2 separate regions of the Homo sapiens genome follow, and region 2 is linked to region 1. Evidence: read pairs that join two places in POLR2A ChIA-PET (ENCODE). Cell type or tissue: OCI-LY7. All regions are shown on one strand. Links, peaks and the distances in the headings refer to the core of each region. The heading gives the core; the rest is flanking DNA.

Evidence for each region. ChIA-PET counts read pairs that join two places held together with the same protein. Peaks named below come from ENCODE experiments on the same cell type or tissue, not always from the same donor. Only the 100,000 strongest peaks of a DNase experiment are listed, where the experiment ranks them.
Region 2: POLR2A ChIA-PET joins it to region 1 with 5 read pairs; 4 of 35 experiments call an interaction of 5 or more read pairs at or near these places.

Annotation. Positions count from the first base shown.
Region 1 is chr10:110,647,826-110,653,208 of GRCh38, forward strand. The region is part of intron 1 of RBM20 (RNA binding motif protein 20); the gene reads left to right. Among named protein-coding and RNA genes, the nearest start is that of RBM20, 6.2 kb to the left of the region's middle. RefSeq lists enhancers at 3,408-3,909, 3,910-4,409. In OCI-LY7, for the core only: CTCF peaks have their summits at 1,296 (motif pointing right) and 1,510; DNase peaks (open chromatin) are centred at 2,306, 2,776 and 3,926; H3K4me3 peaks cover 2,824 bases; H3K27ac peaks cover 3,833 bases.
Region 2 is chr10:110,594,718-110,600,100 of GRCh38, forward strand. SMC3 (structural maintenance of chromosomes 3) reads left to right here. Exons shown (of 29, transcript NM_005445.4): 19 at 1,681-1,833; 20 at 3,422-3,573; 21 at 4,937-5,095. Among named protein-coding and RNA genes, the nearest start is that of SMC3, 30 kb to the left of the region's middle. In OCI-LY7, for the core only: no CTCF peak of the experiment used is centred there; no DNase peak of the experiment used is centred there.

The sequences.
Region 1 (5,383 bases), core at 297-5,296:
AAGTTTTAGGTTGCCAGTTTTAAAGCACTCATTAGAATGAAAACAGAGCCACTCAATTCCGTGTGAAATGTTGAAGTTAGCTGTCAGATGGAACCACGAAGTATACCACTAGCCATGGAGGAAAGAAACCAAACACGTGCACCCCTCTTATGAAGTGAATGTAGAGGTGATTTTCCTAACTTATTTGATTTGCAGCAAAATATTCCTGGGTAATGCGTGGCATCAGGTTGCATATTTAATTTGAGTATAGATGACACTTTTTTCTGTATTATTTTTTAAGCAGTGAATAAAAATAATTATAAACAATAGAAAAAGTTTTGGTTTAGCATTTGATGGCTAGTGTTACCTGCGTGTAAATGCTTGTAGTTAATGAAAACATGAATCCAGCTTTGATCTCTTTGATCTATAGTCTTCCGTATAGCATTAGAACACTGGCTGTCTATATTTTCAGAGCAAAGTGCTCCCCTCACTCGGAATAGAAAATGTTGTAAGTAGCAACTCCGATTTACAGACTCTAATTTTACAGACATTCTGCAGAAGGATCTCCGTGTAACTGTTAGGGAGTCATTCGCAGGCAAGTTGTGTATGATGTTCACCCACTTTGATGGGTATGCTGACAATTACATCCAGAGTCAGAGAGAAGAAATAAGAATTTGCTAAAAAGGGACATTCCCTTTCATTCATACTTGGTCCTTTCTGGAAAGAGGATGGAATTTCTAACATCTGTGCCAGTTAACATCAGTTTGAGCCCAATTTTAGGGGAAATAGGAATACACTTGTAGAAGGAATTTTGAAAATTTTAAATACCATCTTAAACTGCACATAAGACAAGCATTCAGCAGGGAAAACATCTGAGAGGATTAAGCCTTTACCCCAACAGGGAAGAAAAGGGGGGGGTGCTATTTTCTTAGCAGCCTGAATGATTCTTTTGCTTATCTAGAAAGCTTTCCAAAGTTTTATCAGAAAAAGAAATTTTGCTTGAGGGTTTGTTGTGATAAGTATTTTTAGATAGTATGTATAATCATTTAGTTGTGAATTTTTCTCAAATTGCCAAAGAGATCAGTATTATGAAATGTAGTACATTATTCCCATTAGTCACAGTAAAGGACTATGCATATGGTGCACACAGAGCTGTTCTAATGCCAGTGCTGTAGGGGGGAAAAGAAGAAGAAGAAGAATTTGATCACCCTTTTTATTTTTCTATCCATGTATTCTTTTGCTACCTCCTTCGCAGTTTATCTAATTAATAATTTAAAAAGCCCAAATCTGTCCATTGGAATGTGAACTCTGATCTGTTAAGATCTCTTTGCCAGTCCTAATAGTCACCAGGGGGCAGAAAAAAACCAACCAGGATTGACTCACAGTGAAATGATTCCACATTATCCAGTTTCTTTCTTTCCTTCTGATTTATTTATTTATTTATATATTTATTTATTTATTTTTGTGGCTTTAAGTTCTTGACTCCAGTTTAAACTAATATTCTTCCCCGCCCACAACAGCCGGTCCTCAAGTGAACAAATTGATATAGCTCAATTCACAGGTTTGATAAACAAGAATACACAAAATGTTGGGAACTGGGGTTTAATCAAGGGATAGAAATTAAAATGGACTGAACTAAATATGGAAAGTAAGAATTGAGGAAGCTTGAGATACTGGAGTTAAAACCCAAAAGAGAAGTTCAGAAGTAGGACACCCCTCTCCCTTCATCTGTCCTGGTCTCCCTGCCAGACAAAAGCTTGAATGGTCTCCTACACCACAAAATCCTACTTAATCTGATTTTTATTTCCTGCCACAGTGATTATTTAATTGGGGATGGTCTAAATGATATTATTTGGTATATTTTAACAGGGAAAATTGCTGTGGATCTGCAGCTAGTGTGAGTGACTGGTAGCTGCGTTTAGAGTGTTGAAAAGTTTTGCATTAAGTAAAATGATCCATATTACAGAATCATGGCAAAGATGGTAATTAGTGGTTTGCAGAAAGGAGCACACGGCAGTTCCCTTTCTGTTTAAAGAACCTGGCTGGATCTTGAGAATATGCGTGTTATCCTGGATGCCTAATACTGCATGTTCCCACCAGTGAGTAGACTGGCAGATTCTGATCCTAATTAAGAAGACATGTTTTTGAATCAGGAATGTGAATTTGGTTTGCAACACCACCACGGGGGTATTGTTGGTGAGCTGATAGTTTGACTGGCTCCATGGGTGGTCACTGTTTAAATTCCACCCAACTAAAGAGCTGTACAAGATTTTAGTCTTCAAAGTTTACACACAGCAAGTGTGGGGAGAAGTTATCACTGCCAGCTGTTGGGGGAGGAAGTGAAAGTGAGAAGGACCCCTCCCCCCAAATAACTTGTGTGTGTTTTGGATATGTTGCATATATCCATTTAATATGATAAACTCTTTACCGCGGTGGAAGTTACAGTCAAGTTGATTGATCTTCCTCTTCCCCACAGCTCCTGATGGATTTTATAAGATAAGTAAGTCCCCTGATGGTTTCTAAGGCAACTTTTCCAACTTGCTGACAGCAGATCTGTAGGGGAGATGGCACATATTGGTGCTGATGTACTTTATGGGCAAAAAGGGAGCAGTTAAGCAACTTGCATGAGGATGTGTTCATAACTCACAGCTCAGTTGGACAAATCAATCTTTCCATGTGTTCAGAAACAAAAGGCAGGGGGGTCATGCATGTGTTTGGGAGTGGTTATCACCCCATGAAGATAGTTTCCACGCCAATTTTGCCTTCTTTAATGTGGTATTTGCTTTAAGGCTGTACCAGGGCCACTTGCTTCTGCCTTTTCTTTGCACCTGCTTTCTCTTGATCACACTAATGACCCATCAGTTCTCAGTTACCACTTCCCACTCTGACCCAAACCTGGAAACCTCCAATTGCTGCTGTCTGGACATCTTAAATACTTTTTGGTTTTGCAACTTGTCTGTGGACTCCTTCCCGAATATGTTTTTAAGTTTTGTTAGGCCTGCCCTTCAACCTGCCCTCCAGTGTCAGGAGTAGACTAGGTAATATATATTTTAAAGATGCATTGGTTTCACTAAATCTCCTCCTTTGGTTTATTTTGAATTAATTATTGAACAGAATGATTTAAGATCAGTCTGATATTTTCAGGTGTAAAATGAGCATCTTTGCTCTAAGTTAATTACTGGGCTTCTGTCGAGGAGTGCCACAGAGGAAAAAACTCTGGACTGGGAGTCAGTGACCTGGACAAGCCAATTAACCTTTCTAATCTAGCCTCTCCAGGGATTGGAAATGATCAATTGCAGTTTCTTCCAAGAATAAAATTAGGTGGCTCTTGTGCAAATCTTAGCAAAATTGTGGAGTGATACCCAATGTAGAATGCCTCCCTCCATCTACTTCCTCCATCACCTGATACGGAATATGTCCCACATCAATTAAATTTAGCCATGGACACAGGTACATATTTGTGACACTGATCACCCATGAATACAACAATAACCACAAAAAGAGAATGAAATACTTTCTCTAGCATTCACAAAGAATATTTGGATCAGTGACATAATTTTAAAAGTCAGAAAAATAAACACTAATGTCAGTGAACAGGAAAAGGTTTTATACTGTTCTTCAATCTCTAAAAATGTTTTTGGTATAAGAATAATTTTTTGGAATGTTAAAGTAAGTACTTTAACATTTACTTTAACAAACTGAAAGTAGCACTTTCAGCTTGGGAGACAGAGATAATAATTTTCATGTGTCTGAATTGGATTGTGTTAAACACAGGCCAACAGGAGTGTGTTTGGTGACATCGATGGTTTCAGAGTCAGAGAATGTAAACATAGGACCCACAAACGTTTTACAGGAGCACGGCTGTGGCTACTGCAGGGACTCCTGAACCGTGACGCACAGTCAGTTGGCCGCAGAGACCAGCCTGGAGCTCGCCCTAAAACCTCTTTGCAGCCTTGCAGATGTCATAGTTGTCCCAAAGCTGGGCCTCATGCTTCCGTGTAGCCTCACTGAATCAGGAGACCGAGTGTTTCCAGAGCCAGGATGTGGGCGCTGTGGGGCCAGTGCTGCATCCTCCTGCGCTGGCAATAGCAGAGTTGTGGAGAAACTTTATTTGGTATTTGAAATGATCAATATTTTAACCTTCTGCATAAAAAGAGAGAGAAGTCTGTGATTAAATCTTGATTTAAAGTCTTCAAATATGTACATACATGAGGATGAACATAAGCATATTTATTTCAACACTGTCTAGAAAAGTGAAAATTAGAAACCACTTAAATGTTTCTCAGTTGGAAACATAAACCATGTGTAGGTATAAGGTCATGTACTACTCAGCCATTAGAATGATGCTGCTATTTTGCATTGATTGATATGGAAGGAGAACCATATAATATTAACTAAAAAAATTACAAACAGCATGTATGCAAAGATCTCATGTTTGTTTTTGAAAAGATGTGTATGAGTGTGTGCTGGTGCCTGCCAGCCTTAAAAAACATCTGAAGAACAAATGTAAAGAACATTAACAGTAGTTCTAACTCTGGGTGGGGCAATTAGACTGGTTTGTCTTTTTTTCTTCCTTTTTAATATGGTCTATTTTTTTAAAATTCAGTGAGCATGTATTACTTTTACAATAAAAGAAAACAATAAAACTATTTTTTTCTTTATCTATTTCTTTTCCTAACCGTCTGTACCTGCGAGTATTTCATTTTTAAAAACAGCAACAGAAGGAGTAGACATTTCACATTGGTATTGCACTGTCTTGAAGACTGAGCTGCCCTTTAGCATCTTACATTTTAGTCCTGGAAGGTAGCTGAGAGCTGTTTTAGCCCAGCCTTCCTGTTTTTCTAGGTAAGACAAATGAGCATCAGAGAAGTCAAGTGAATTGTTGAAGGTCACACAGCGAGGGAGTCATCAGGCTGTGATGAGAATCCCTGTATTTCTGTCTTATATTTTCTGCTAAGCCACCATTTTGTCATCCTGGGAATGGAGGAGAGAGAAATGGAGGCATTCATAAATTAACCGTGTATGTACCAGCCTTAGTCTACTCACTTCCCCTAAGAGGGTTGAGAAAAGCATCCTTGGTTGTGTTATCTCCTCTCACCCCATCCTGCTCACCCACCCACACGGGACTTTTATGGGAGTGGCAGTAGACTGGGTCTCTCCTGGGCATCTCATGCTCTGTTCCTTCCTGCCAAACAGAAGCCAACCATCACATTTTCTTCTCTGCTCTTCTTTGTTCAAGGTTACTCTTTTTCCCCAGATCCTTAATAGAGGAAAAACCCAGTACCTACCTTCCTTTCATACCCAGAAACGTCCTCTTAACACCTTCAAGCTGTGGTTTAAAGATGAACCTTTTGAGATGTAAAAGCATAACTAATATTTAAAGGAAACAAAACACATTTTACTT
Region 2 (5,383 bases), core at 211-5,210, 53 kb before region 1:
AAGCTTTGTTTCTGTATATGTACGTTTTGTTGTGGTTGTTTTTGAACCATCCAAGAATAAGTAAAACATCATGTCATGTCATCTCTAAAATTTAAGCATGCATCTCCTAACAATAAGAACATTCTTTTGTATAGCCACAGTATCATTGTTACACCTAAGAAATTTAACATTAACCTAATATCCTCTAAAAAGTATCCATATTCAAGTTTTCTCAATTATCCTAAAATATTTTTCTATTTAGGATTAAATCAAGTATGCATATAGTGTCTTCTCTTTATTTTTTTTTTTTGAGATGGAGTTTCGAGCCCAGGCTGGAGTGCAGTGGCATGATCTCAGCTCACTACAACCTCCGCCTCGCAGGTTCAAGCGATTCTCCTGCCTCAGCCTCCCAAGTAGCTGGGATTACAGACATGCGCCACTATGCCCGGCTAATTTTGTATTTAGTAGAGACGGGGTTTCTCTATGTTGGTCAGGCTGGTCTCGAACTCCTGACCTCAGGTGATCTGCCTGCCTCAACCTCCCAAAGTGCTGGGATTACAGGCATGACCACCATGCCCGGTCTAGATTCTTTAAATATAAGACAGTTCCTCCTGCTCCCTTCTCCCCACCCAGAGAAATCCAGAAAAGTTCCATTTTCTGGATTTGTCTTATTGCTTCCTCATCATTGTTTAAATATTGTTGGCATGAATGCTACATGAATGATATGTACTTATGGTGTCATATAATGTGTCCCATTGTTAGTGATACTAGGTTTGATCACCTGCAGATCTCTCCGTTGTAAAGGTATCCCTTTGCCCCTTTGTAATTTAATAATATGTGAGATTATTCTTCAAGTCAGGTTCTCCCAACAACTTCAGTTGCTTTAGCACTTTGTTGACTCTTGCCTGAATCAGTTGTTACACTGGGGGGTTTCAAAATGGTGATTCATAAATTCTGTTATTGCTGCTGCATTTATTAGCTGTCACTCTTCTGTAGAAAAGAGTCTCCAATTTTCATTTTTTAAAAAAGTATCACTGTGATTCATGAATTTTTTTTTTTTAATTCAATATGTTATTACATTGGTATTGTTATTTTGATGCTCAAATTTTCCCAAATATGGCCAGTGGAAATTTCAAGCTAGGTCCTGTGTCCTACTAATATTTCCTCTTTAGTCTTCACTTCCTTCCCCTCTGGTAGATGTTCAGGTTCAACTGGAGGTTCTTTTTTTTTTTTTTTTTTTTTTAAAGACTGCAAATTTTGGCTGGGCACAGTGGCTTGACTCTGTAATCCTAGATACTTAAGAGGCTAAAGCATGAGGATCACTTGAGGGCAGGAGTTCGAGAACCGCCTGGGCACATAGCAAGACCTGGTCTCTACAAAAAAGGTGTGGTGGTGCACACCTGTAGTCCTAGCCACTCAGGAGGCTGAAGCAGGAGGATCACTTGAATCCAGGAGTTTGAGGTTGCAGTGAGCTATGACCGCACCACTGCACTCCAGCCTGAGCAACAAGAGCAAGACCCTGTCTCAAAAAAAAAAAAAAAAAAAATCTAGCATTGAAAAGCAAAATTTTTTCAGGGTGGTTTAAATTACTTTCAATTCTCATTATCTACTTAAAGCCTGTAGGTTAGTTTTTTTGTTATAAGTCAATTTATCATTGAATAAAAAAGTTGTACAGACCTATTACATATGTTTTGTTTATAGGTGACCAAGTCAGCCATCGGGGTGCTCTAACTGGGGGTTATTATGACACAAGGAAGTCTCGACTTGAATTGCAAAAAGATGTTAGAAAAGCAGAAGAAGAACTAGGTGAACTTGAAGCAAAGCTCAATGAAAACCTGCGCAGAAATATTGAAAATATCTTTTTGTTTTGTGCATAGTGATAGATATTGTGGGGGAAGAACTGTGTTTTGGTTGCCATATATAATCTTTTGTTTTTTCACATATTAAAAATTTCTTGTGTTTTAAGTTCAAGAGCTTATGTTTGTTTAGCTTTTGAAGACTAAAAGCTATTTTAATGATTCTTTGCTTAAGTGTTAAGTAGCTAATACCATGAAGTCACTTGGAAGAAAAGAACCCATAGAACACAAAAATAAAGGTTGTATCAGGCAAAGAAAGAGGAAACTGAGAAGGATCAGTTTGTGAATTGTACAAGTAAAACCTTGGTAGTTTTTTTTTTTTTCCCTTCTTCCCTGTTGAATTTATGTAAGCAAGAGATACTGTTTTAAGGAAGAGAGTGGGGGCGGCATCAGTAATGTTACATATTGCTTAGAAGTCAAATATATAAGGACTGGCATTTTATTGTACTTGTACAGTGGCACAGGCCTGTAGTCCCAGCTACTTGGGAGGCTGAGGCAGGAGGATCACTTGAGCCTGGGAGGTGGAGGTTGCGGTGAGCTGAGATCACACCACTGCACTCCAGCCTGGGTGACAAAGTGGGACCCTGTCTCAAAAAAAAAAAAAAAGGTGACAGGGGAGGGTGAAAAATGTTAGATTTTACTGTCTTGAAGTTATTTGGTGCAGATTTAATGTTAGTGGAGGAAATGGCTGTCAGATAACCAAGTCGGAGTAGCCATAGTTTTTTTTTTTACATAAAAATGGTGCTGCATGAGGAGTGGTTAGTTCAGTTCACAAATGAAACAATTGTATATGTGGATTTTCTTAAAACCACCATGGTGCTTTGGTATAAGAAGTACTTTATGTGTGCTTTCCATTTTGCCACACAAGTTGAAAAATATAGGTACTTGAGCATCAAGAATAGATATAAAGTTAATGATTTTTAACTGCTTCAGGTGAAACTGGAATTTTTTTAAAACTGCAGATTTATAACTTCTGTGCCATCAGTGCAAGCACAGAAAAAGAAAAATAAGCACCTGAGCTTTGACCTTGCAGGGGTCTGCATATCGCACTTTAAAGAACTGCCTGAATTTGGCAAGATGTTAACACAAAGAGCGTATGGGGAAATACTGAGGAAAAGGAGGATGTTGACAGTGTATACCAGCTGTCTTCCTGTGTTTGATAATCCAGCTAGATTGAATTATTCCACACATGGCAAGAACTCTTCATACATAAACCCTTAACATAGTGCCTTAAGCATAGTAACAGTAAACATTTGTTGAATGAAAAGATATTTAAAAGTATGTAATATTGTTAGATTTCACCTAACCTCCTTTATGGTTTTCCAAGAATTTGTTTTGTATAACTTTTAGTAAAACAGTATACATGTTATTCTGAGAGTGAAATGGGGTGAAATGTTTCAAGCTTCTTTATGATTGAATGCATTTTGGGTAATATAGTTCAGCATTGTTTTGGTCCATAAATTTGAGGACATAAATGTTATTTGGGGGTAAAGAAAAGGAAGGGATACATGGTGTTGTGTCTAAAAAGAATTAAGAACATACGATATATTTACAACCTGGAGATAATTTTCCTTAGCCTTGTATATGGATTAATAATGAAATTGATCAGTTGATGAACCAAATGCAACAGATCGAGACCCAGCAAAGGAAATTTAAAGCATCTAGAGATAGCATATTATCAGAAATGAAGATGCTAAAAGAGAAGAGGCAGCAGTCAGAGAAAACCTTCATGCCTAAGGTTCGTAAGTATATCTTTGGTTATAGATCGATTGTTACAGATTAATAATATGGAAATATGAATCATACATTATATGGGTTATCCTTGAATTTTATGTTTCATTTTTGTTTGGACCCATACTTTTTTTTTTTGAAGACAGAGTCTCTTTCTGTCTCACCCAGGCTGGAGTGCAGTGGTGCGTTCTCAGCTCACTGCAGCCTCCACCTCCTGGGTTCAAGCGATTTTCCTGTCTCAGCCTCCTGAGTAGCTGGGACTACAGACATACGCCACCACATCCGGCTAATTTTGTGTTTTTAGTAGACATGGGGTTTCACCATGTTGTCCAGGCTTGTCTCAAACTCCTGACCTCAGATGATCCACCTGCCTTGCCCTCCCGAAGTGCTGGGATTACAAGTGTGAGCCACTGTGCCCAGGCTAGACCCATACTTTTGGATATCTACATCTATTTTACCATTCTTAAACCCATGGATACCCAAAGTCTCCTATTGTTGGCACGTTCAAACTTTCCACCTTCATTGAACAAATAGGCATTTGAAGCTGTGACATAAGAGTACTGTCTGATGGTCAGTTTTTGTCAGTAACCATTTTTATCTGAAGCACAATGGAATTAGTTGAATATTTGATTCCGTTTTGTCCAGATTGTATTAAAATTAGAAAGCAAACTTATAAGTGATAGTGTGTTATTGGTCTCATAAACTTGACAGTTTTGACAAATCTTTTACTTAGTATAATACTAAAACTACAAAGAGCTTAAAAAAAAAAAAAAAGATGTGCCTACAGTTGTACCATCCCAACCATATTCTGACAACTTTTTATTTTTTGAGGGGGATGGAGTCTCGCCCTATCGCCCAGGCTGGAGTGCAATGGCGTGATCTCGGCTTACTGCAACCTCCACTTCCTGGGTTCAAGCAATTCTCCTGCCTCGGCCTCCAGAGTAGCTGGGATTGCAGGCGTGTGCCTCCACACCCAGCTAATTTTTGTATTTTCAGTATAGACGGGTTTCACCATGTTGGCCAGGCTCGTCTCGAACTCCTGACCTCGTGATCCACCCACCTTGGCCTCCCAAAGTGCTGGGGTTACAGGCGTGAGCCACTGCGCCCGGCAACTTTTTGTTCTTATAATATGCCTGAAGATTTTTGTATAGTTTAATCATGGAATATGATCTGCCCCACCCTGCCCCACCTATACTATTACATCATATTTTTCTTGTTGCTAGAGTCCTAATTACCAAATTAATAGGCACCTAATATTTGAGTTGATATGTCTATATATTTAGCTCAATCAAATATAGATTGTTTTAAAATTTTCACTATAAGTAATACAGTGGCTAATACCTTACTAATAAATGGATAATGTCATATAGCAACGTAGCTTACAGAGTTTGGAGGCAAGCTTGCATGCTATGGAGTCTACCAGAGAGTCATTGAAAGCAGAACTGGGAACTGATTTGCTTTCTCAACTGAGTTTGGAAGATCAGAAGAGAGTAGATGCACTGAATGATGAGATTCGTCAACTTCAGCAGGTAAGTAGACAGCTGACTGGAAAAAGAATTCGTTAGTAATTGGCTATTGTGAAAAGGGCCTTTCTTGCTAACTAGGGCAATATGAAAGAAAAGAACTGAGAAAATATTAAAATGAGGCTTGGACTTTTAATATACATAGGAGTAAATAAGATTTTGTTTTTCTAAACCAATCTAGCTAGGTTAGGATTATACAAGAAATTTTCATTTCCTTAAAATTTAGTTAATTAGCATTACTTATTAGTTGTAAGTATTGCTATGAGTTTGAGCTTGTTAGCCTTACCATATTTA